Linked DNA regions of Homo sapiens: region 2 is linked to region 1. The links are chromatin contacts, found by Hi-C or POLR2A ChIA-PET in ENCODE. All regions are on one chromosome and are shown on one strand. Each heading gives the region's core, a stretch centred on a gene start or an enhancer-like site at or near the end of the contact. The rest is flanking DNA. Distances are from core to core; before and after follow the strand shown. Region 1 has its middle 230 kb from the start of MIR4642. Region 2 overlaps LOC101929770 (a long non-coding RNA gene).

The links. A loop is a pair of places that touch in the nucleus more often than their neighbours do. ChIA-PET counts read pairs that join two places held with the same protein, here RNA polymerase II (POLR2A). Pooled maps may share reads with other maps.
Region 2: a loop to region 1 is called in a map of PC-3, with 3 times the contacts of the local background. The contact joins two enhancer-like sites. A Hi-C loop is called at or near these places in 3 of 168 maps with a recorded cell type or tissue (PC-3, chondrocyte and endothelial cell of hepatic sinusoid), 1 of 37 single-sample maps with no recorded cell type and 3 of 50 pooled maps. POLR2A ChIA-PET finds 5 or more read pairs at or near these places in 2 of 52 experiments (PC-3 and T-cell).

Annotation. Positions count from the first base shown.
Region 1 is chr6:44,659,156-44,664,358 of GRCh38, forward strand. No RefSeq gene overlaps it. Among named protein-coding and RNA genes, the nearest start is that of MIR4642, 230 kb to the left of the region's middle. Within about 2 kb of position 2,221, at least 4 of the 41 ENCODE cell types and tissues checked have a DNase peak (open chromatin) inside an H3K27ac peak, as active enhancers do.
Region 2 is chr6:44,731,734-44,736,936 of GRCh38, forward strand. All of the region lies in intron 1 of LOC101929770 (a long non-coding RNA gene), which reads left to right. Among named protein-coding and RNA genes, the nearest start is that of MIR4642, 300 kb to the left of the region's middle. RefSeq lists enhancers at 3,885-3,974, 4,215-4,264. Within about 2 kb of position 2,283, at least 3 of the 41 ENCODE cell types and tissues checked have a DNase peak (open chromatin) inside an H3K27ac peak, as active enhancers do.

The DNA.
Region 1 (5,203 bases), core at 971-3,470:
ATCTGCCCCCCTCCAGCTCCCCCAGCCCCCATTTTGGACCCTAAACAGACAAATAGCTGCTTCCTCTGCCACAAGGGCACACCTCAAATCCCACCTGACTGCCATCCTTTGTAATCTGTATCATGCAAAGGGACAGAAAACTGGGCACACAGTGGCGGCAAGGTCTGACCGATTGGGTAATTGGTCTTGGGCTCCCAGTCCAGGGACTGTATTCCACCTTGAGCCAAAGCCTGGCCACTGTGGAGAGAGGACATGCCTTCAGTCTGTTGTCCGACTGACCTGTGGTCAGACCCAGGAGAGACATGAAATAGGCTTCCAATCCATCCCTCTACAGTTAGGCTGAGGCACATTCTCAAATTACTCCTCTTTAGAAATCAATAACAGATAAAAGTATATTTCCCTGTACACATATTGAACAGTGCCTTTTACCATTATACGGTCTTACATTATCTCACTACACACACAGCTAAAACAGACTTCTTCACCTGCAGATTCTGCCTTGGTCAGCTCTATTTCTGGCGTAAAGTTTTGGGGTAGCCACTTTGAAAACAGAATTCTTACAGTTTATGCAGCTAAGATCAGGGACTCCCCGATCCTTTCATTTCCACCCTCTGTGCTAAATTCAGTCTGTGTGGGGAAATGGATAAAATGCTCACACACCAGCAAACTTCTTCCAGATACTTCCTTTGTGGGAAGAAAAGATGCCTTTGAGTGTGGATTTCTCAAGCTTAATTTCCTTTCCTATTATTGGATGCTGTTAGGACAGCCTCACCACCCAACATCCCCATGGATATTGCATCACCTGCAAAATGGGTTAGGAATGGAGCCCATTGCAAAGAAAACACAGCCCAGAAGGAGAAGGGGCTCGCTTATCACTCAGGAGAGCAGCGGGAGAGCTTAGGGCAGGGGCCTGGCTCCGAATGACCTTGGCTTTTCTGGCTGTTTTGTCTACTCTGCTCATCCGTCAAGGCTCAGCTCAAGTCTCCTATTCTCTGCCCACTCCATGCCACCTCCACCTCCATTTGCTGTGGTCTGACTGTCCGTGATCTGGCCCTGGTGTCAGGCTGTGGCTTGTGTTTTCCTGTAAGTCTCCTCTCCCTAATCAAATCATAAGCCCCTTAAGTTGTGGAAGAAGCTGGGTGAGTGGGCCCTGTCTTCTCTGTCTTCTGCCTGAATCCCATCATGACACTCAGCAAGTAGAAGTTCTCCATAACCTTTGGATGTGAAGTAATTGTGTGCTTGGGTTTTCTCTCTGTGGATGTGTTCTTGGTCAGGGATTTTTAAACTCACTTAAAATTCTGGGACATTGAAGGCCAGAGATGACAAGTACGTTTGAGGCAAGCATCATTTCCCTCTGATGGATTGCGTGTGACTGGAATCCTCCACTGAGTAGGCCCGGTATGTCTGGGCTCGGTGTGGAAAGGTGCTTAGCTCAATTAGCAACGCCTGTCTTCTTGAGCACAGAGTGGTAAGGAGTGGCAAGTGTGCCACAAATTTGCCATGCTTGATCTCATCCAACTGCTTCATCTTACAGTGGAAGAGACTGAGGTGCAGAGAGGGAAGTGACTTTATCCAAGGAAAATCAATTTCCTAAAAGGACTTTGCACTTCGGGCGGTGAGCTAACACATTGGCACCATTCAGAAGCAGCTGCCTAGAGCATGGTCTCCGTAAGACCATCTTCTGCTTCCCTTTGAGGTGGTGGATTTTGACATGGGAAGACATATTAGGAAAAGGCATGAGTCAGATCTTCTGAAGCCGCTAAAGAGCATATTAAGCCACCGACAGCTTTTTCTGATTTTTGGTTTTCTTGCAGTAGTTCATCTGTTTTTCTTTTCTTTTTTTTTTTTTTTCCTTTTTAATGTAAACAGACTTTCTCCTTTGTAGCCAGCCAAGTCTCCCCGGTGAATTTGTTAGAGTAGGACAACTTTTATGACTTCACAACTGAAAGAATCGTAAAAAGCAACTGGATGTCATAAGAATTGGTGCTGCTCCTTCTGAGATCAGGCCCCAAGGTTTGAGCTGAGACTTGGCTCTCCTTGTTGCTTGGAATTGGCCACACCATGTCACATTGCTTAGAGTCTACTTAGCATTTCCTTCGTTCTGAATTATTTTCGCATTGATTGTTTAAACTAGCCCCCAGTAGACAGTGAACTCCTCTAGGGCAGGGACCGTGACTTACTTATTAAGTCACATCTCTCCCACAGCCCAGCAGACTACCTTGAACTCTGCCCATTCACCAGTTCATTCACTCACAGATGGCTGCATGCAAAAGCCATTTGTGGAATGCCTACCTTGTACTGCCAGAACTCATTAGGGAGAGAACTGCTTGGGCAAGATGGGTCATGCAGATAACATCAACTATTAAAATTCTCATGCAACAAGGATTCAGCCCAATGTGACTTTCCTTTGCACAGCTTGAGCTTTTTAGAGTGGTGAACACCACTGACACAGGCTTCCAGAGGGATCTGATTAAAGGGAAGATTGGGAAAAGCTGATGAGAAGGTGACAGCGATTCTTTGAGGAGAAACAATATCTTCAGCTTCAGAGTCCTAACTAGTCCTTCCCTTCTTTTATTCTTTTTCTTTCATTTAACATATTTTTTGTGAAAAAATATATATACAAAAGTAGAGAAACTAGTATAACAAGCTCCACGACCCATCAATTATCTTTAACTCATGACCAATCTTGTTTCTTCTTTGTTTTACTCCCTGCCCCTGCCCTGGGTTATTTTGAAGCAAAGCGCAGATGTCAGATATCATTTCGCTTATATGTTTCAATATGTGTCTCTAAATGGGAATTTAAAAAAGATATTCATGATGCCACTATATATCTAAAATATTAGCAATGAACCCTTTAATAGTATCAAGTATACAGTTCTGTAATTGTCCCATAAATATTTCTTTTTTTATTTTTAAACAGTTTATCTATTTGTTTCAGTATCCAGATAAGGTCCATACATTGTGATTGGTCAGTATGTTTCCTAAGCCTCTTTGAATTTACAGCAGGAGCTTTTAACTAGGGGCAGTTTTGCTCCTAAAGGGGTAACTTGACAATGTCTGGGGACAATTTTGGTTGTCAAAACTGGGTTGGTGGGGAGTGTATCTAGTGGGTAGAAGCCAGGGATGCTGTTAAGCATCCTATCATGCTCAGGACAGCCCCCGAGACCCCTAACAACAAAAAATTATCCAGCCCCAATGACAAGGGTGTTGAGGTTGAGAACCCTGACCTAGAGGTTCCACCCCCTCTCTCTTTTCCTTGCAATTTATTAGTTGAGGAAAATAGAGTTTGTGCAGTCCCACAGAGTTCCCCTATGCTGGATTTTGCTCCTTGTGTGCCAGTGGTGCAATCTAACATGTTCCTGTGAGCTCTGTATTTCCTGTAACTGGGTGGTTGGAATGTTCACATTTTTCTCAAGGTGGCTCCTGTGCCCGTGCCACTCACAAATACAGGTATTTTCCTAGTGGGTGCGCTACTGCCTTCAGCTGGGTCCTCGTGTTGACCTGCCTTGTAGACAGGGCACACCTGCGGGAAACGTCACGCATCAGAGGAGAAGCACTTCCCCGGGCCCGGGCTCTGTCCTGGTGGCCCCATTTGGCCTCCCTGTGTGTCCTTCTTCCAACTGGGCTAGTCGTCCTCCAGCTTAAGCAAAACATCTGTCCTTTTGTGGTTTTCAATTTGACACTAAGAAACTTGACATTTACACAGATGCAAGTTTTCAAAGCAGGTTCCAGGAATTAAAGTTATTCTTAATCAAATTAGCCCTTGAAACAATCCGGAAGCTCTTGAGTCTGCAGCTGGCGTGCTGTCCATCCACACTCCCCAGATCTACAGGGGGCAATTCACACACAGCCCTTGCAGCGGCCCCCATGGCTTGTCCAAAAGCCAAATTCCTGCCATTCCAACGGTTGAGGACAAAAACCACAGAGACAAAGGTAGAGAACAAGACTCCTGCTTGTCAAGGAAAACAGCTCAGAGCCCTGCAATTTAATTTTTAAGACAGGCGAGGCCCTCACCCAATAATTGGGCATAAAGTAAGACACACAGTCAGCAGCAAGAGGTGAGAATTCACAGCAGAAAGAGTGGAGGGACCATTTCAAAGCCCCAGTGGTCTGCGCCTATTTAGGGCAGAGATAAATAGCCTACTCAGCTCTGTAGCCCCTAGGGCTGTAATTATAATCACCATCATCAGTGTCCAGGACACGTGTCTAAGTCATCAAGAGCAAGACCGAAGGAAAGTTGGTGCTGAAATGATGGAGGGAGAACTGTTTATTGCCCACTGCTCTGGGCGCTGGGAGTACAAGGGGAAAAGACACAAGCCCAGCCTTCAAGAAGTTTATGTGGGCGAACAGGAAGGATTTCTGTGGGGTGAAATTCCATAAATGAGGGAGCACAGTAAGGTAGACCTAATGCAGCTTGAGAAAACTTCCAGGAGAAGCCGACAGCTGGGTTGCGCCCAAGAGGAACAGAAGTTAGCCAGGTAGAAGGGTGACAACAGGACTCTACAGTTCAGACCTGCAAGGGGCATGGCCTGGCTGGCAGGTGGGGCAGGAGAGTGTCCATGAGAATGTTCTGTGCAGCAAACCAAGCACTCGAAGTTTGTTCTCTGAGCTGAAGGGAGTTTTGAAGGTTTTAAGTAGGGGAGGGACATGATGTGATTTACATTTTGGAAAAGGTTAATCTGGCTGAAAGGATCAGGACAGGAGGGGGAGCAAAAGCAGGGCTCCCTTAGTGGTTGACAGTAACCCAGGCAAGCAAGGGAAGGGCCTGAAGGCAGTGGAGGTAAAGAGGAAGGGGCAAGGGACAATGGGATTATTGCAAGGCATCCCCCAGAATGCTATCCCCTACAGGGTCAAAGCCATCTCTCCGGGAGGAGACAGACTCCTGGTGCTATTAAGGTCACAGATAGGGAGCGATGCTCTCTGGATCCCAACCCAGCTCTGACTCCCAACACCAAACCAGTTCCAGGCTGGCAGGGCTGTCCTGCATTTTATGTCTTTGATGAAATTATGCCCAATGTGATATGTAATTTTTTTAAGGTAGGAAAGCATAATATGCTTTAGGAAGATTTCTATAAAACAATTAAAATATCAAAGAGTGCTTTCTCTGGAGAGAACCTGGTAAGTCATGAAGCTGGTGTCCCGATGCCAAGTGGTGACTGTAAAAGTATGTGTTCCAGCCACTGGGAACATGGGCTCCAAGAGA
Region 2 (5,203 bases), core at 1,033-3,532, 73 kb after region 1:
TGCTGCCTGACCCCTGAAGCCGGGACACCTGCTCAAATAGCTTGCTGGAACAGGTGATGGGAAAGCAGACAAGAAGAGTGGGTTAGGCCGGGCTAAATTTGAGGATCCCGTGGAACAGTCCGGCAGAAATACAGGTCCAGGTTGGAGTTGGGCATCCGAGAGGGATACGTGGATTGGGGTCACCTGCTAAAGGGATATTGAAGCATGTCTGTTTACTGCCAAAGTCTCTCTTTGGGACACTGAAACTCTGTGTGTAGAGAGTGGTGCAGGAGGACTAGGTGGAAACCTGGGGCAGTTAGTGGTTACAGGCAGGCAGAAGGCAACTGGGGCTCTGTTTACAATGGGCAGGTCTATGCAATCCCACCCCCAAAGTCTGAAGAAGCTGAGAGGCTGAAGAAAGAGGCTGACAAATCCAGTTTCTTAGAAACATTTAATAGAGACTTAAGAAAACAAACCATGTTTATGTCTCAGGTGGCAGTGAGAGGAGATGGTGGATCCACGTGCCATTACCCTCCAGACCCAGGGCTTATATACCACAGGGGAGGGGTGGTTCAGAAGGGAAGTGTAGGACAGTTGAAGTATGATAACATCAAGGTTGACCTAAGGGCAGGATTTATAGTAAGTACTTGCTCTTACACAAGGAACAATGGATATGCTGGAAATCTTAGAGGCCGTCCCAGAACTGCGGATAATCAGAAGTCAACATGGTGGGTAGCTTCCAAGATGGAGTTGCTTTGGCCTCCACAGGCTCTAAAGGCGGCTCTGGCCTTACTTGCGGCAGAGGAGAAGCCACACCACAGCAGAATGTTCCTGGCCTAGAGGCTGATACTATAACTCCCTAGTGAGAAAAAACAATCCCCATGGCCGACAAGGACATGGAGGACAGGTACATGTTCCTCTCCTACTATGCCTTCCAGGCACACTCATTCTCTCCAGGCCAGGACAGCAGCATCTGAATCAACCCTGCAGGTAGGCATTCCATTCAAACCCAGCATTTTCCTCTTCTAGGAACTTATTCTGAAGACATAATGAGGGATGCGTATGAGGATATGTATCACAGCATTACTTCTATTTGTGAAAAATCACAGATCATATAAATATCCCACAGGAAAGGATAGATTACATCATTAAATACATGCTGATAGTAAAATCAAATTGTAGATTAATATTTATGGCCAACATTTTTGACATATTATTACATTTTAACTGGCAGGCTACAAACAGTATGACAATTTTTTGTAATGAAAAGAATGGCTATGTGTACATATTTCATAGGAAAACACTAAGTGTGCATGCCAGGAGGTGAAGAGGATTCTTTTCGGGTTGAGGAATTGTGTGAGTGGGTTTTCCCTTTTTTCTTTTTTCAGATATTGCAAGGTTGGTTTGTTTTTACATCGAGTATATATTAGGTTTGTAATTTGAAAAAAGAATTCTTTATGTAAGGGTTACTCATGAATAATATTAGCAAATGCTTGCCTGGTGCTTATTTTATGCCAACCTCTGTTCTGAGTGCTTTTCATGGATTAAGTGATTTAACCCTCACGAGAATTTAGACACGGGAACCATAGCTCAGGAGGGCTGGGCAGGTTGCCCAGGTCAGCAGAGTTGGTATGTGGCAGAGCTAGAATCTGAAGCCAAGCCATCTGCCAACAGGGTCCATGCAATTAACCACTGCACCACATTATTACTCCCCAGTGGAAAAAGACAATCCCCATGGCCAACAAGGACATGCGTGGAAATGCATGTGTTCCTCTCCTGCTATTGGTAGCAGAGGTTCCCTTGATACACCTTGATCCCAAGTGCTCCATGATGGTAGTGCTCAGGTACTATATTCAGTGAATGAATGCAAGTGACAGGTTCCACTTGTCCCCCAGGATCTGAAAAGACAGTCCAGCTTTTGCTAGATTTTGAGCATGACCATGATGGGACTCAAGGAACCTTCCCTCCCTAACTTGGCAGTGGGTGACTTGACTTCCTCACATGCTCTGGAGGATGGTTTTCCACTGAGAAACCTGTCCTGTCTTCTACTTTTCTGGGAGGGTAGAGGATGGCTCAGGGTATCATGGCTCTATCCCCATCGAAGGGGGCAGAGGGGATTCACCAGCTGTGGTAGGTCATTGCTTTGTGGCATTCAATGAACTATGTCTCTTAGAAGTCACACTTTTGTGTGGTCGCTCCTGCATTGACTCTGGAGTTTGCCATGTGGCTTTCTTTGGCCAAAAGGATATTAACAAGCATGATCCAAGCCGTGGCTTTATGAGTGCTTGCGCACTAGGCTTGTCTTCTTAGAACAGTTCCTCTTGGAACCCAGCCACCCTGCTGCTAAAAGGAAGTCCAGACTAGGCCAGTGGATAATGCAGGGACATGGGAGAGAAGCTCTGGAGGATAAGAGGCCATCTTGGACATTCCAGCTTCAAACAAGCTTCCAGATGAAAGCAGCTGCTAAATGAGCCCTGCCAAACCACCCAGCTGAATCCAGTCAACACAGATTCATGAGAAATCATAAATCGTTGTTATAAGCCACTAAATTGGTAGTTTGTTCTGCAGCCACAGGTAACTGAAATACTAGTCTTCTTTTCCTGGACACGCCTGAAAACAGATCCATATATACTTATTAAGTACCCACTGTGTGCCCAGCCCTGTTCTAGGCACTATGGGATAATCATGAAAGGATTCTAAGAAATGAGAATCTGAGGAGACAAGACTGCTACAGGAAGTAAATCTGAAGAAGAATTATGGCTAAACTGCTGCATAGTAAGGAAAGGCGACTGATTTCCCCAACCCAGCCCCCAACATTTCACCTCACAGCAAAGCTGTTGTGGCTGATAAATTTGGCAAACAGGGGTGGCATTGTTGGATACATTGATCTTTTACTTTATTATGATGATGGTTTTGGGCACCTCGGGCCCCCAGCTTTGTTAAATGCTGTTCCTATGGCAGGACAGTATTCTCCATGCACTTAAAGGGGAACCATTTGTGTGACCTTCAGATCAAAGAAGGTAGATGAGATGGAGAATTGAGTGGCCTACTCAGCCGATGGACTGTGACACACCATCATTACTCTTTAATGGGTGGGAGGGGGTCTTGCTAGTGCATCTGCTTGGCTCTGGCTAGGACTGGCCTGCTCACAACTTCATGAATATTCAGTTGCTCCATGAAGGTCCACTGCCTAGAACATTGGAGCAACCCGGAGGGTCATCTGGTCTGATGTTCTCACTGTTGAAAGGAGGAAACTGAGGCCCAGAGGTGAGAAGGGCTCGCTGGAGGGCACACAAGATTTATAGCTCCTCCATCACTGGCGCTGGTGTTAGCCACAGCTCAGCTGTGGTTTGCAGATCCTCTGAGACCCCAAATCCCATGCTCTTTCTCTTACTGCCCTCCACCCTCCTGCTCGGGGCTTGCTTTGGTGGCCAAGCAACCAGGGAACTGAGAAAGTCCACCCAGTTGCAACAAGGCTATATACATTAACCTCTGCTTCAGACAGTATACATGAAACTGCAAAAGTGTGCAGAGACACAGTTCCACTTAAAGCATTTAAAGGTGTCCTGAGGGGAGTGCTTGGGAAAGCAGGCAGACAGCCCATCATTTCACTTTCTCTCTTAGTTTGATTTTCAGTGTGGGTTTTGCTTCTAAGGGGCCATACCTCATACTGCACACTTGAAGGAATGCCAGTTGTGCTTGAAACCCTACACATTCCTGAGCAGCCCCTTTTCCCATCTGGGCCAGTGCAGGTGGATGGCAGGACCCCTGGCCTCAGGAGCCTTGCTGCTGACACTGGCCCTGAGAAGCCTGTTCATAGGGCCTTGTGGAACTGGCCACTTCTTTTCTTTGTTTCTTGATTTTTTTTCACTGAGACCAGATGAGGAGAGCCAAGACTATGGGTAAATTCCACGAATCAAAGATACATCTGGAATCTGCTGGGGAGCCTGGGAGGCTGTTCAAGCCAAGGCATCATCATTTCTCAAATTGGGAAAACACAGGCATGGAGGGGCAAAGGGGTTTTCCCAAGGCCTGGGGCTGGTGGGCTCGATGCCAGGAGAAGACTCAGGGACGATGCTTTCGGCTGGAGGACAGGATGAGTCAGGCCCCCAAGGTGTTTTCCCCACATGGTTTCAGTTCTTAGGTCAGGGTCTTGGCACCTGAAGGAAAACCTGGTCTAGGCCATGTGGAAATCCCGAGCTGCTGCAGCATCTCACTCCGATCGGGCATGTCTGGGAGGCAGCAGGTTGCAAATAAGTGATTTACAGCATGTTCCCTGATGTTTTACATTTTCATCATTTCATGTTGCAGTCCTATCTCCAGTAATGGTATCTGCAAAGGAGTGCAGCTCCCAGCCTGCTATCTGCAGGAGCCCGAGTGGGGAAGCCTGTGTAGTCTCAGGTCTCAGCCTTGACTTTCACGGTGTGACTGTGGTGTCTCAGGACTCTGCGACCCAGGATCATCATTGTGACCATCTTCCTAGTCTTCACTGCTTCCTTTACACCTCAATTCTGAGGACCTGCTCTGAGCCGCACACGGTTCTGGGCTCTAGGAATGGCGGAGGACTTGGGTGCCACGAGAGCACCAGGTAGTAGCTCCAGCTCAGCCTCCCCTAACCCTGACTCAAACAAAACCATCAGATGCATCCCCTACCACTATCTATCTGTCTGAGGATTCTCAGAACCTTTCCACTGGTGGGAATGTAAAGTGATGCAGCCCTGCGGAAAGAAGTTTGGCCATTCCTCAAAAGTATATTATATAGAATTACTATATGACCCGGCAACTCCCCTCCTAGGCATATGCCCAAAAGAATTGAAAGCAAGGACTCAAACAAATACTTGGGCGTACATGCTTATAGGAGCATTATTCACACTAGCCAAAGGTGGGCACAGTTGTCCATCAGCAGATGAATGGCTACACAAGGTGTAGTATATACATACAAAGAAATACTACTATTCAGCCATAAAAAGGAATGGAATTCTGATACATGCAACAACATGGATGAACTTCAGAAACATGCTAAGTTTCTAAGCCAAGCTAACATGCTAAGAAGCCAGACACTGAAGGTCACATATTGTATGATTCTGCTTATATGAAACATCTGGAAAGAGACAGAAAGCACATCAGTGACTGCCAGGGCCTGGGATGAGGAGAACTTGGGAGTGATTGCTTCGTGGGCATGAGTTTTCCCTTTGGGGTGAAGAAAATGTTCTGCAACTAAATA